5 separate regions of the Homo sapiens genome follow, and all the other regions are linked to region 1. The links are chromatin contacts, found by Hi-C in ENCODE. All regions are on one chromosome and are shown on one strand. The core of a region is the stretch at or near the end of the contact, and the rest is flanking DNA. Distances in the headings are between cores, read along the strand shown. Region 1 overlaps MRPS27 (mitochondrial ribosomal protein S27). Region 2 holds the start of MAST4-AS1 (MAST4 antisense RNA 1). Region 3 holds the start of CD180 (CD180 molecule). Region 4 holds the start of ARSB (arylsulfatase B). Region 5 holds the start of PPWD1 (peptidylprolyl isomerase domain and WD repeat containing 1).

Region 1 (2,700 bases), core at 58-2,557:
TTGGGGAGGCCGAGGTGGGCGGATCACGAGGTCACGAGTTCGAGACCAGCATGACCAAAAAGGCAAGACCCCATCTCTGCTAAAAATACAAAAATTAGCCGGGCATGGTGGCGGGCGCCTGTAATCCCAGCTTCTCGGGAGGCTGAGGCAGGAGAATCGCTTGAACCTGGGAGGAGGAGGTTTAAGCGAGCTGAGATCGTGCCATTGCACTCCAACCTGGGCGACAAGAGCAAGGCTCTAAGAAAATAAAATAAAATAAGAAAGAGAGTATCAGGGATATCTGAACACTAACTGGATATTTCGTGATATTTACAACCCTATTAATATTTTAGGTGTGATAATGGTATTGAAAAGCACCCTTGTCTTTTGGAGATCTGTATCAAAATATTTACGGATGAAATGACTTACTGCCTGGGATCTCCTTCAAAATTATCCAAAGCATCGGGATGGGGAAACAGTAATAAAGATAAAATAAAGACTAAGAGCTGATAATTGTTGAAGCCAGGTGATGGGTAAAGGGGGCTCCTTATACCAAGGTGTCTACACCTTCAAATGTTAAAACACTAAAAAAAAAAAATCTGTGGCGTTAGAAGTCAGGATACCGGTTACCTTTGGAGAGACTAAGTGGGGGCCGCAATAAGGGCTTCTGGAGCGGTAGGAATGCTCTTGCTTCCTACACAGGTTTACTCGCTTTGTGGTAATTCATCAATGTCTATATTACGACTTGCACACTTTTCAGTATGTATATTATACTCCAATAAAAAAGTATTTTAAAGAAGAAATCGACTACTTTAATGTAGGCGGAAGATCCTATGGTAGAATCTCAGGTACTACAGCAATCACTGAGAAAGCTTTTTGGGCGGAAAGGAAAGTGAGGCTCTCGCCCGGTTTCCTCCTCTCCACGGTGGAACTGGCAGCGGCCCTGGCTGGCTGCTGAGAGCGCGGAACGGGGCGGCGTTCTGACGTTCGCGCCGGGGCCCTCTGGACGCACCGCGGGCGCAGGTCCTAGACAGCTGCATTGGCGTCCACCGCGGCCCCGGCGCTGGGAAACTGCCCTCACGCTAGGGCCCTCCCCGAGGAGCTCTCTGGCACAATCAGCCACGAGGACGAAGAGAGGGGGCACCGGAACCGCAAGCCCACTCCGAGAGGCCAGAACCTCTCTCTCGCCGTACTCCCCGGCAGGGCACGGCTCAGGGGAGACGGCGCTCTGGCACATGAAGCCCACACCCACACGCCGCAGTGTCCCTTGCTGCCTCGATCTCCAATGGGGATGGGAGCGGCGAAAGCCTCATATCGGCCCTCCTCCGTCCCCCAATCAGCGAGCCCGCTTTGAGCACCTCACGGCCCTCCGGCTGGCGGCGCCCAATCACAGCGCTCCACATGCTGGGCGCGGCCCTGCGCGCGCACGCTACCCGACAGCCCCGCGCCCACTCGCCGCGTTCCACCCGCGGGGCGGCGGATTCCCGCAGGGGCCACACTGCCACCTACTGTCCCATCTCCAGAGCTGGAGCCACGGGCGCTCTCCCTACCATGCGGCCTCCCTGCTAAGTGCCAGTAGCTCAACCCAAACGCTCAAATAAAAATGAGGGAAAACAAGTAGTGTCGTCGAGTAAAACCGAAAACAATGTCCATTTTGAAAAAAGCGGCAATAATTACCTTCCAGTACACAGTAGGAAAAAGTCTCAAAAGCTTTCTTTGTTCCAAGCAGTGTGAGTTCCAAAACATTATTTCACCTCACACGTTTTATAGAGGGCTAAAAACAAGGGGCTTAGGGACTCCTCAGTGCACATATTTCTGAAGCACCTGCATGTCAGACGGAGAGGCAGGCATTACCATCATCTCTAATTTATAGGCACAGAAACCGAGTGTGACAGCTGAAAGCCGCAGAACTGGGACTGACACCCAGAAGTCGGCCTCCCAAGTGCAGACTTCAGCACATCATACACAAGGAAGGCACAAAGTGCTGAAAGAATATAGGGCAGGAAACATCGATTCTGACTGGAGAGATTCAGGATATACAAAGATATTCTAGGCAGAGGGGACAGCTGTCTCGGTGGCAGGAAAAATTCAGTAAATGGTGGCTAGTACTGCTTTTCCAAGAAAACTAGTCTTAACTGAGGAAAGGGAACAAATGTCTCTATGTGATATTTACTCATTGCAGACTTTTTTTTTTTTGAGACAGAGTCAGCTCTGTCGCCCAGGCTGTAGTGCAGCGGCGTGATCTCTGGCTCACTGCAACCTCTGCCTCCCGGGTTCGAGCGATTCTCCTGCTTCAGCCTCCATTGTAGCTGGGATTACAGGTGTGCGCCACCACGCCCGGCTATTTTGTAATTTTAGTAGAGGCGGGGTTTCACCATGTTGTCCAGGCTGGTCTTGAACTCCTGACTTGATCTGCCTACCTCAGCCTCCCAAAGTGCTGGGATTATAGGCGTGTGCCACTGCGTGCTGCCCCGCTGCAGATTATTATACTCATTATTTGGCAAACAGTTACTGCTTACTCAGGTATCCATGACAATGTTCCCTGGATTTGTGTGACTGACTATACCCAACACCAAGACACCAAACCTAGTGGCCTCATTTCCTAATCTTCCCTACATACCTAGGAAAGTGTTAATAAGCTTTCCTGGAATTCGTCATTCCCTTATCTGTACTTCACTGCACTTTGCTTATAATTCACATATGGCACATCCGAACACGCCT
Region 2 (2,700 bases), core at 137-2,636, 5.3 Mb before region 1:
TTTAAGGTCATAGTAAGTGTTGTATCCAGAATTCAGACCCAAAATTTTTGCTCTAAACCAGTGCTCTGTATCACCCCTCTCAGAGAAGCCTTTATCTGGAGCAGTGGTTCCCAACCAGGGGTGATTTTACCTCCCAAGGGACATTTGGCAATGTCCTCAGACATTTTTAATTGTCAGCACTGGCATCTAGTAGGTCGAGGTCAGCAATGTTGCTAAACATCCTCCAATGCTCAAGAAAGCTCCTCAGACAAAGAATTATCCAGCCTATGTCAACAGTGCTGAGGTCTAGAAACTGCTCCGGAGCACAGGGACACTCTTTTGTGTCAGCCTTCAAAACATCTTTTGCAATACTTAGAAACATTTTTTAAAAGAAGAGCATGGGGCAAAAATGCTGGACCAAGCTCATTAATATCTATTGAAGTGTGTTTTGTCATTTAGTGTCCCTGAATGTTTGGGATAAAGTCCCAAATGTAAAATTGAGAAAATAATGCCTTCTTTGTCTACCTCTGTGGGTTGCAAGGATCTGTGGAGGCTCTGTAAGAATGTGAGGAGATAACGCATACGAAAGCCTTGGACATGAAACATCATCCAAAACTCTTGGAGTCCTTGGTGTGAAAATATTAATGTGGGCCACAAGAATTAGATAAAGAAGATCCCACAGCAGGCTTCTTTTTGTTTACCCCGCCTACCTTGTCAGCTTACACCCCCTCTTCCTTCTCTTTATCCTCCCATTTTTGTAAGCGAGTTTGTTCCTGGTATTTACTGCATGGACTAAGCCATTTTTAGATGTATTTTTTGCTGAATATATACTTTTTTGATTTAGTATTTCTTGCCATATTACACCAGACTTAAGGCAGCTAATTTAAATTATATTTTTTCTTTATGTACTTTATACAAACATTCATGGATAGGGGGAGATATTTAAATACCATGCCTTTCTTCAAAATGAATAACAAGAACATTCAGCCCCCTTCATTCTGCCCTTTCAAGGTCTAACGTACTTGAAGGGGCAATACTTGTAGCATTTGCCACATAAATGCCAGGTAGTGTCTTTCCACATCGGGGCTCACCATTACCTAGATCTGTAGTTGCCGGCCATGAAGCCAAACAGGTGTGCACCGTGGTCATTGATGGAACAGATGTAAACTCATAAATTTAGTTTACTGAGGTTTTCGGTGAGTGTGGCTTCCCGTCCGCGTGCTTTTCCTATACAACCAGCGGCGTCCTGGCGGAGGAGTCACTGTGGACTTCCCCGGAGCGTTGTCACTGCCATCCCTCCCGCGGTGAATCACAGGTCGGCCTCAGGTGCGCGCAGCACACACCCGGAGCAGCCGCGGGTTTATTTATTTATTTCCGGGACGGATCCATTCCGGGCTCCGGGGAGGGGGAGCGGCGGCCCAGGCTGCGGGGCTGTCCCGGCACCGGCTGGGGTCGCGCCGCGGCCGCCTGCTCCCTTTCCCGTGAGCCCCCGCTCCTCAGGCGCGGCCGGGGCTGGTGGGGGGTGGGGGATGCAGGAAAGCTGGGGGCGCGGCCACCAAGCTGTCCAGGGACAAGGCCCTGCCGCCTCCTCCCAGCCGGACCCTGGAAGGGTCCACAAAGGTGTCAGGTTCAAGTCCTCCAATAGGCCCATTTTTTAAAAGTGCTTTTAAGTTTCCGCTTTTTTCAGGAGGGGAGGGCAAGAGCAGCTTTTTCTATTCAAATTCTTTTCCTTGTATGTAGATACCAAAAGGAAACTCGGCACTGGGCATGTTCGGATGTGAATGGTTTTGCTGATAAGCAACAGCCTCCGGAACCAAAGCCTCAAAATAGTCGTCTCCCCCGCCCCTCGCAGAAGCGGCGAGTGGTATCTGCCAAACAGATGACAAAGTACCTCCGACTGAATCCCACAGACAGCGCTTTGAGCAGAACGCACGGCTCAACTCATGTAATTACTGTTTATAGCTGGCCGAGCCTGACTAGGAGAGGGCAGACCCGAGAGGAAATCAGTTTCCCGGACCTTTGAGAGGAGGCTGTGTGTTAATTAAAGGCTAGGACGGGACGGGTACTTCTCAGACATGCTCCAAGTTGTTCTTGAGATCACAGTTCCCATCACATTTTCTCTGGAGGGAGTGAGTAGATAATTGGGATTTTTTTTTTATTTTTGGCCTTGTCTTTCTTCCTTTTTTTTACCTCTCCCCATTTTAGTCATATGGCCTTGAACCCACAGTGAATTGAAGAGAGAAAGAAATGGATATGTCTGACCCCAATTTTTGGACTGTGCTCTCAAACTTTACTTTGCCTCATTTGAGGAGTGGGAACAGGCTTCGGCGAACACAAAGGTAAAAACGCGGGGATCTCTGCCTGGAGAGGGAATGCTTTCACTTCCCAGGGGCCCACAGGCGGAGCTGCCTGAGCCCCTCAGGAGCTGGGGTTTTGTGTATTGGGTGACACTTTGAAAAGTTTATGCCCCGCTAGGGGAGGGGGTACTGTTTCAGGTATTTCTTCGTCCTTGTGGTTTCCTGGGTAACCCTGATAAATGTGCTTCTCATAGGTTTTCTCCTTTTGAAATGTGGATAATAAGACATTTCCTTGTGAGAGGTGGGGGAGAAAAAGGGAAAGAGGAGGAGATACTTTGTCTAAGTCTGTCCCTTTGACCTGATCATGTTTATCCATTTCATTCACCCAGTCATTGAGGCTTCTGGTACTTTTCGTTGAGCCCTT
Region 3 (2,700 bases), core at 71-2,570, 5.1 Mb before region 1:
AGTGCTGGGATTATAGGCGTGAGCCACCACGCCTGGCCCAGTCTGTGGCATTTGTTATGACAGCCCAAGCAAAGCAACACACACCTTCCCAGCCTTCATTTCTCATTGGCATGATGCCTCCTCTTGGCCTGCTGCTGATTCCATCCTAATGCCAGACCAACAAGGCTCTGCTCACCCAGCTCTGAGCCTTACCCCAGTGCTGGCTTTGCTCTGCTCTTCCTGATCCTCTGATCTCCTTCTAGTCCTGCCCCAGGGCAACTCCACATCTGGCTATTCCTGGCTCTTACTCTTCTTTTTACCTCAACCCAGACCAGCAGCTCACCAAGCCACCAAGACTCATGGTTCCTCCTGTATGCAGCCCTTGTCTGACAGGCCACGTGGTATTGATCACTTGTGGGGTCAGAGAAAGTGGGAGGAAGTTTGAAGCATTTTAGAGGATGGCAAGAGACGGAGGCCCTTCTCCTTTTTCTCTCATTATCCCCTCCAAGAACTTCCCACAGGTTGATAAATATTGCTATGGTCCAAAACAGAAGGTGCAATTTGGCTCTATTCTCAGATTTTCCTCCTATGGGTTAGTAAAACAGATGGAAGGCTGTCCAAGTCCAAGAGAGAGCCAGACTCATTCAGAGTGATCTTTTCAATGCTCGAAAACCTGGCACAGCGCTGTCTTTACTAATTCTCACCCTGAGAGGAGACCAAAGGACTCATTGGGATAGAGGCCATGTGAGAGTGGGGATGTTAAACCAACAGCTCCCCTAGGTTGAGGCAGGTTTAGGGGTCTGCTTTGTGCACACAGACCCTATTAATATCTTATGACCCACTTGGGATTATTTGGGTGGAATTGTTTGAAGAGGAGAAAAATTCTCTTTGCTTCCTATTAAGATGCCACCAGATGATCCCCTGGCAGAGTTCTTTGGCTCCTTTCTCACAATAATGAAAAAATTATATATACACCTTATTTCCTTTTTAAAGACACTAGATATTGGGATGCCAAGGCTCAGATTGGACTGCGTGCTAAATCTCAAAATTTTCAGACAGTTTAATCTGCATAAAGACAAACAGTTTGGACTCACCTCAATGCACATCTGATCCCAGGAGGTGATGACTTTACAGCCGGCAGAAAACAGCACCACCCAAAAGAAGCAGCTGACGTCAAACGCCATCACAGGCTAGGATTGCTTGGTGGGTTTACCTAATGCTTGGAGCTGAGAAATGGAATCAAACTGTGAAGGCCCTGGCAATTTGGCAGCCAGAGAGGTACTCAGAAGGGTGATCTTGGAACAAGAAATGCTGTTGACTGCTCAGCATTCTGTGGCTCTGTGCTGGAAAAAAAAAAAAAAAAAAAAAAGGAAGTCCCTTTTGCATACCACCCATCTTTGCCAAAAATAACTGAGGACCCAACCCCAGAATGGCCCGTTGCATTTCCTGGCACTGAACATGAATCAGTTGTGCAGTCCTTTTGGGCTGATCACACAGACTCTCATTGTGATGGTTCCAATTGACTTTATGCCAACTTCAAGCATTTGGCCAACTCCAACAGCTTCTGGTCCTTTTCCCCGAGAGAGGCTGTGGAAGCTCTACTCACCAAGGAGGCCACTTTCTTAGTTGTCCTAGGTGAGTGAATAGAAGAGGTGTCAGAGAACATGGAAGGGCAGAGCACTCTGCAGGGGCAGACTGAAGAACTGAGCCCTTCAGTGGCACCTGCTGAGCTGGGAACTGGAGCAGGAGGGAGCAGGCTTGAGAGTGTATCTGCTCCTTGAGCCTCAGCTGCTGCCTTGGCCACCTTGTCCATCCCCACCTCTGGTCTTCGTATAGGGGGAAGATTACTTCATCTCTTGACCTGGCGGTTCAGGCTTGTTAAAGCAGTTGGGGTGGACTCTCTTGTTCCCTCCTAACCTGGCCTGGGGAAGTAGGGGACACTGCCATAGATAGAGCAGCCTGGCTAAAGGAGAGTAGAGTTAGGGATGCCAGCCTTGGCTCTATTTCTTCTTAGAAATAGCTTTGAAGCAGGATTACAATTACCCTTATTATGGAGCAAGATGTGGCAATGATTAAAGAAAGCCAAAGTTCAAACATTCCTCAATAGGCTGCATTTAGCTACCTGTTCTGTCTGTTCTTCAACCCTCTGGCATACAGGATATATTTGGTGTTACTGTTCTCCCACTCCATTTCCAAGAGCCCAGTTCTTAGTATCAGAGTTCACAATGACTTAACTACTGCTACTACTACTACTACCACCACCACCACCACCACCACCTCTACAGTATTACTATGATGAATCAAATGACTATAGTATCTGCCATTTATTGAGTCCTTACTATGTGTCAGACACTGGGTCAGGTTTAATGCAGTTTTTTGCTGCATTTTCCTATCCTCGAATATTTCCATATATTCTATAAGAGAGATATTATTATTTCCCTCATTTTATAGATGTAGAAACTGATGCTTAAGAGAAATTAAATGATCTCTCCAAGCCACACAATTAGAGAGTGGTAGATTAGGGCTTCAGATCCAGAAAATCTCACTGCAGAGACTATGCTGCTACTCTTCACAGTTTAAGAAAGGACTTTGCCTCCTGAAGGAGCTGAAGAGTAGATGGGGCGAAGAATGTTGTTCATCTGGAGATTTCAGAAAAGATGCTAAAAAGCAGAGGGGATTGGAGGAAATATGTACTTGGCAGTCTGCTAGGCCTGCTACACA
Region 4 (2,700 bases), core at 51-2,550, 6.7 Mb after region 1:
ATGACAATCGTATTCAGATTGAGGGGAAAAAAGGCCAATTTCATAAGCCCGGGACGACCAGTGGATGCAGGAAAAGCACAACGGACACTGCCTTGACCACTTTCTAGCTGTGCGATTCTTATGCCAACGAGCCTTTACAGGCTTCCTGCCTCGTCTGTAAAACGGGGTAAAAACAACTACCTCATGCACTGTTTCAATAATTCACTTTAAAAACAACAAAGTGCTATGCAAATGTTCTTGATATTCTTAGCCATCTAACATCTATGCACGCTCTACATTTATATTTCCTTCGTTAACTGTGGAGCCGTTCCTAAAGGGAAGCTTTTAAAGCGATAATGAAGATGCTCAGAAGAGTTCAATACAAGGTTACATGTGAAAGGAATGTCAGCAGCCTAAGAAAAATCAACCTAGCATCAGGTTTCATTCCAGGGGTGTTGAGAACCTGGAAAAAAATAATCTTTGGTGGGACACTCCTAACCTATCACCGCTGGGTTCCCACGGGCCAGGGTCGCACCCACGGCGAGCACCCCTTCATTTTACCTCTCCCCTCGTCTTTGCTCCCAGCCCACGCCCTCCCCAGCCTCCCACCTCAGGACCGCTCCGCCTGCCGGCCGCGGCGCCCAGCACCCGGCATTCCCATAAACCCCTTCGCCCGGAGCTTCAGAAAACGAAAGACAAAGCCACCCGCCCAACCCGGCGGCCGGGGCGCGGGTCCGCGGGGCGCCAGAGCCGGGCATGCGCAGAGGCCGCGGCGGGCTGCCGGCCTGGAAGAGCGAGGTTGGGGCGAGAAGCCGCCGGGACCCATAACTGGGTCGGCGGTCCGAGCCCCGCCTGCCAGCGCCCGCGGCCTCAAGGGCCGGGTAGGAGCGGCAGGGCGCCGGCGAAAGGCGGGGCGGGGGCGGCGCGGGCGGCGGGGGCGCCGCGTACCTGGTAGCGGCCAGTGAGCAGCTGGCTCCGCGACGGCGTGCACAGCGGCTGCGTGTAGTAGTTGTCCAGGAGCACCCCGCCGGCCGCCAGCGCGTCCAGGTGCGGCGTGCGGATGCGGGAGCCGTGGAAGCCGACGTCGTTCCAGCCTAGGTCGTCTGCCAGCAAGAAGACCAGGTGGGGCGGCCGGCTGGCCCCGGCGCCCGAGCCCGGCGGCGCCAACAACAGCAGCAGCAGCAGCGGGAGGACGACGGGGAGGAGCAGCCGCCGAGGTCCGGGGCCTCGGGGCAAGCTCGCCGCGCCGCGCGGACCCATCCTTGTCCGCCCGCGGTCCCAGCGCCTGTGGCGCCACCAGCCCCTTGTACCGCTGATAGAATGAGGAACTGGGCTGCCGGGGCCTGCTCCGCCCCGGCGCGGGACGGCACCCCCAGCGGGCCGTGGGCTTGCGAGGCCGGGCGCTCGGCCCCCGCCGCCTCCGACCCGGGCCCCCGGCTGCTGTGGCGGAGGAGGAGCCAGAGACGAACCCGCGGGCGCCCGCTGCCCGGCTTCTTGGAAACTCAGCTGACGCTTGGAGGGCACCAAGGCCCGTTATCTTCCCCGGCAATTAAATTTGCACTGTGGTTTCCTAAAAAAAAAAGATGTGTTCTTTAATAACGCTTCACAATTTACAAAGCATCTTCACAGCCCGCGTCTCCTGTAAAGCCTGCAACAACTCTGACAGTTAGACATTATAATTAGTGCCAATTTTTCATAAGAAAAAAGCTTATAAATGGTTAAACCTCTGACTCAGATCCTGAACCATGATGTCTAGCTAGCAAGTCATTTCTAGCACAAGAGCCCAGCCTGTGGCAGGTGGGAGGACGGTGAAAAGGCAGAGGTCTAAATAGCCTTTCACATTCATTTATGCGTAGTGTACACCCATGAAGCCGCTTCCTCCCCACTAGCAAACAGGAGGCCAAACACACAGTCTGATTGCACGGTGCCCTTTGGAAGGTGCGGTTACTTTCAAGTTGCCCTGGGAGGATTTGGAGTGTTGCGTGGTCATTGAATAAATAGCTCATTCGCTTGTCCGGATATGACCCCACTCAGAGCTGGCTCCCCCACTAAGCAGTGACACTAAGAAGCACACAGTATCTAGTTAGCCTGAAATATCTGAGTGGAAGGAAAAAATCCTTTAGTCACGTGCTTATTGAATTAGGAAGTTAGCCGTATGACCAGTAGATTCCCGTTGCCATCCAGACTTTCTGTCTACTCTGTCTGGAGATATTATAGTTGTTAACAGGTGTAGGGGAAAATTTTTGCATTGCCTAGAGACCATACCCTTCCAGGTTGAGTCTGATTCCGTGGAAGTTGTTTACAACTTTATAAGTTATAGATAAATAACAATGGAAAATAATTCTTATTTATATATACACAAATGAACTTTATCCAGCGGAGTAGCAATCCTTCCCCTCCACCACTACCAAGGAAAACAGTTTCACCTCCGCTTGCATATTTATTTTAGTATTCCTGATCTGTTCTTTGGATTGTCCTTTGAATTGGTTTTAACACCTTACCAATTTCCTTATTAATGAGTTAAATAAAATCATGTATTCACTTTTATATTTGTATGAGGGTCATGATTTTACCTTTTTTTCCCCAAGAATCCTTTAACACATGAAATGTTTGCCTCTTACATACACTTTTTTTCTTTGCATGAAGTAGATTAGTTTATGTTGTATGCACTTTAATCTCTAGTGGAATCAATGAAATTTAGCAGAAAAAAGTGAAAATTTT
Region 5 (2,700 bases), core at 199-2,698, 6.7 Mb before region 1:
ATTCTAAAATACATTCATTTATTCAACAAATATGTTAATGTGTGCCATTGGTCAGACACTGGCTTTAGCTGTGTAGATGAAAAAGTCTTTGTACTTGTAGAGCTTCCATTCTCATGCAGACAATATAAATGAATGGATAACTAAATACATGATATGATTTCAGGTAGTCAGAAGTGCTATGAAATGGTAAAGTATACAACACTGCCTGCAAGTACTATCGGAATTCAGGATAGGGAAGCTTAGAAAAACCAACCCGGAAGGAATTAGTCCATAATAATGCTTAATAAATGTTAACTAGCTACATTATTATTATCATTATCATTATCATCTTCATCCTCATTATTGCATTGGTCTCTGAAAGATGAGAAGCTGTAAACATGAAGGCTAAATCGCTGTGGAGATGCTTTCAAGCATAAAAACATAAGAGTAGGAGGCAAGAACGAACAAGGGAAATTTGTGAGACACAAAAGAAAGTAGTCTGATGAGAGCAGAGGGCAGAGAAGAAATGAGACTTGCTAGGTAGAATGGTCAAATAATGGGAACCTTTGAAATAAAATAAAGTGCCTACTATGGGGGGGCAGTTCCTTCCCTGTACGTGGTGCCTATCTCAAGGCAAAAGTAGAGAAGAGATTTACGACGAGGATTTTATTAGGTTGGTGCAAAAGTAATTGCAGAGAAAAAAGAAGTGTTTTACGGAGGTCATTTTGACAAGCTGTATTTGATTTTTTAAAAAAGAGATTAAGATAATACATTTTATGTTATGTGCTTTTTACCTAATTTTTTAAAAATGAAGAAGACAGATGAGGAGGAGGAGAAAGAGTTCAGATGACTGCTAGGAGATGAAATCCTATACCAGAGAGAAGAAAGAAGAGTGACCCGTTCTGCCCTAGGTCTTTTGGTTATTTGAAGTAGCTGCTTCTCCACCCCACCCCCAGAAACAGTAACAAGCACTCACCACCTTCTTCAGAGAGTGTGTGAGAGAATAAAGGTCAGGAGAGAAAACATGTTTAGTGCATCTGAAAGGAAACCCGCGAGTTAACCACTTCCTTCTGTCCCCACCCTTCCATCTTTCTCTAAATATTGGTGAGGTTATGGAGCTTGCGTTGGCGCGCGGGAAGCCGAGAAGAACGGGACTCAAAGCCCGGCTGGGAAGTCAGGTATCTAGTTGGCCGGCGATAAGGGTTTCACCTTCAGGACTGGAGCTCCACAAGATTCAACCGTTATATCAACCTCCCCGGCCCAGGTCTTACCATCACAGCGTCACAAACTCCAGGTCGCCTAGGCGCTGCGCAGGAAGCGCTTGCCAGCCCCGGACTTCTGCGCGCGCTGCATGCCCATTGGATGTGCTCATTCCCACCCCAGCCAATCCCGAAACTCGCTCGGACGCTGACAGAAGACTGCGCCGCTGCTTTGGGATTGGTAGCTGAGTTTTGTGTCGCGCCTTTTCTGACGATGCGAACAACATGGCGGCGGAAAGTGGTAGCGATTTTCAGCAGAGACGTAGAAGGCGCCGGGACCCGGAGGAACCGGAAAAAACAGAACTCAGCGAAAGAGAGCTGGCAGTAGCAGTGGCGGTGTCCCAGGAGAACGATGAGGAGAACGAAGAGCGCTGGGTTGGACCTTTACCTGTGGAGGCAACACTGGCCAAGAAGAGGAAAGGTAGCTGCAGACATAGTACCGGGACGAATTGGAGTGCTGCGTCCGCTGAGTAGGAGGGTTCAAGCCAGATCCGAAGAGGGATGATGTGTGGAGTTTTGTGCCCTCAGAACAGAGGGCCGTCCTCTCACTTCTGGCTACTCCATACTTGCATGTCTTAACGAAATAGTGATTTAAGCGTAGTACAACGTCTTTTTGATAATATCTAACACTTTTGATCATTGATTTGTTATGACAGATGCTAAAACTAACATTTTCCTATTCTTATGTGTTTGGCTCCTCTCATTTACTCCCCACAGCAGCCACATGAAGTTGGAATTTCGAACTCTTATTTAGGTATGCAAAAGGGTACCAGTTCTCTTTAAGGCTTTAGTTCAGGAGTGGTGTTAATGTATTAATGTGTTGGGGCGCGAGAGGAAGGCGGTGCTTATTTCGAATCATGGTAGGTAAAGATAATTTCAACTCTGACACTTCCACTAATAAATTTTCGCATCTAGGGAAAATGACGTAAGCTTCCTAGATCACAGATTTGTTTTCATCCAAAACCCGAAGTCTGTGGTTTTGAAATCACGCTCTTGATACGATGGGCTGAGTCTTTTTGTCACTAACGAGGAATAATCACAAATTATTATCAAATAAAAGGGGTGGGAAAAGGGGTAGATTAAGTTTTCTTGTCTTTGTTGTTTTGTTATCTTGTTTTTCTGTGAAATGTTTTCCTTAAGTATTTAAGACATTTTAAATGTGGTCTAAGCTCAAATCGTACTTTAGCACCTTCCCTTAAAAAACTTCAATGATTTGTCATTATTTTCTCTCTCTTTTTTTTTTTTTTTTTTTTTTTTGAGACGGAGTCTCGCTCTGTCGCCCAGGCTGGAGCGCATGCAGTGGCGCTATCTCGGCTCACCGCAACCTCCGTCTCCGGGGTTCAAGCGATTCTCCTGCCTCAGCCTCCCGAGTAGCTGGGGCTACAGGCGCACGCCCAGCTAATTTTTGTATTTTTAGTAGGGACGGGGTTTCACCATGTTGGCCAGGATGGTCTTGATTTCT

What was found. A loop is a pair of places that touch in the nucleus more often than their neighbours do. Pooled maps may share reads with other maps.
Region 2: a loop to region 1 is called in a map of CD8-positive, alpha-beta T cell, with 5 times the contacts of the local background. The contact joins the promoter of MAST4-AS1 here to the enhancer-like site in region 1. A Hi-C loop is called at or near these places in 2 of 168 maps with a recorded cell type or tissue (CD8-positive, alpha-beta T cell and naive thymus-derived CD4-positive, alpha-beta T cell) and 4 of 50 pooled maps.
Region 3: a map of OCI-LY7 shows a loop between it and region 1 (9-fold over the local background). The contact joins the promoter of CD180 here to the enhancer-like site in region 1. A Hi-C loop is called at or near these places in 2 of 168 maps with a recorded cell type or tissue (B cell and OCI-LY7), 1 of 37 single-sample maps with no recorded cell type and 5 of 50 pooled maps.
Region 4: a map of CD8-positive, alpha-beta T cell shows a loop between it and region 1 (31-fold over the local background). The contact joins the promoter of ARSB here to the enhancer-like site in region 1. A Hi-C loop is called at or near these places in 2 of 168 maps with a recorded cell type or tissue (CD8-positive, alpha-beta T cell and naive thymus-derived CD4-positive, alpha-beta T cell) and 4 of 50 pooled maps.
Region 5: a pooled map shows a loop between it and region 1 (12-fold over the local background). The contact joins the promoter of PPWD1 here to the enhancer-like site in region 1. A Hi-C loop is called at or near these places in 4 of 50 pooled maps.

The regions. Positions count from the first base shown.
Region 1 is chr5:72,307,109-72,309,808 of GRCh38, forward strand. The region is part of intron 2 of MRPS27 (mitochondrial ribosomal protein S27); the gene reads right to left. Among named protein-coding and RNA genes, the nearest start is that of MRPS27, 12 kb to the right of the region's middle. RefSeq lists an enhancer at 1,004-1,253 and a silencer at 1,304-1,593. Within about 2 kb of position 1,308, at least 40 of the 41 ENCODE cell types and tissues checked have a DNase peak (open chromatin) inside an H3K27ac peak, as active enhancers do; they include B cell, CD8-positive, alpha-beta T cell and OCI-LY7, where a contact is called at or near this core.
Region 2 is chr5:67,002,768-67,005,467 of GRCh38, forward strand. It overlaps MAST4-AS1 (MAST4 antisense RNA 1), which reads right to left and starts at 1,387. Exons shown (of 2, transcript NR_111908.1): 1 at 1,077-1,387. The region is part of intron 4 of MAST4 (microtubule associated serine/threonine kinase family member 4); the gene reads left to right. RefSeq lists a silencer at 1,265-1,604.
Region 3 is chr5:67,195,479-67,198,178 of GRCh38, forward strand. It overlaps CD180 (CD180 molecule), which reads right to left and starts at 1,321. Exons shown (of 3, transcript NM_005582.3): 1 at 1,074-1,321. The coding sequence starts at 1,163. RefSeq lists an enhancer at 145-294.
Region 4 is chr5:78,984,010-78,986,709 of GRCh38, forward strand. It overlaps ARSB (arylsulfatase B), which reads right to left and starts at 1,301. Exons shown (of 8, transcript NM_000046.5): 1 at 928-1,301. The coding sequence starts at 1,239. RefSeq lists a silencer at 624-1,483.
Region 5 is chr5:65,561,848-65,564,547 of GRCh38, forward strand. PPWD1 (peptidylprolyl isomerase domain and WD repeat containing 1) reads left to right here and starts at 1,449. Exons shown (of 11, transcript NM_015342.4): 1 at 1,449-1,659. The coding sequence starts at 1,464. CENPK (centromere protein K) reads right to left here and starts at 1,321. Exons shown (of 11, transcript NM_022145.5): 1 at 1,251-1,321. RefSeq lists enhancers at 576-1,237, 958-1,097, 1,238-1,898.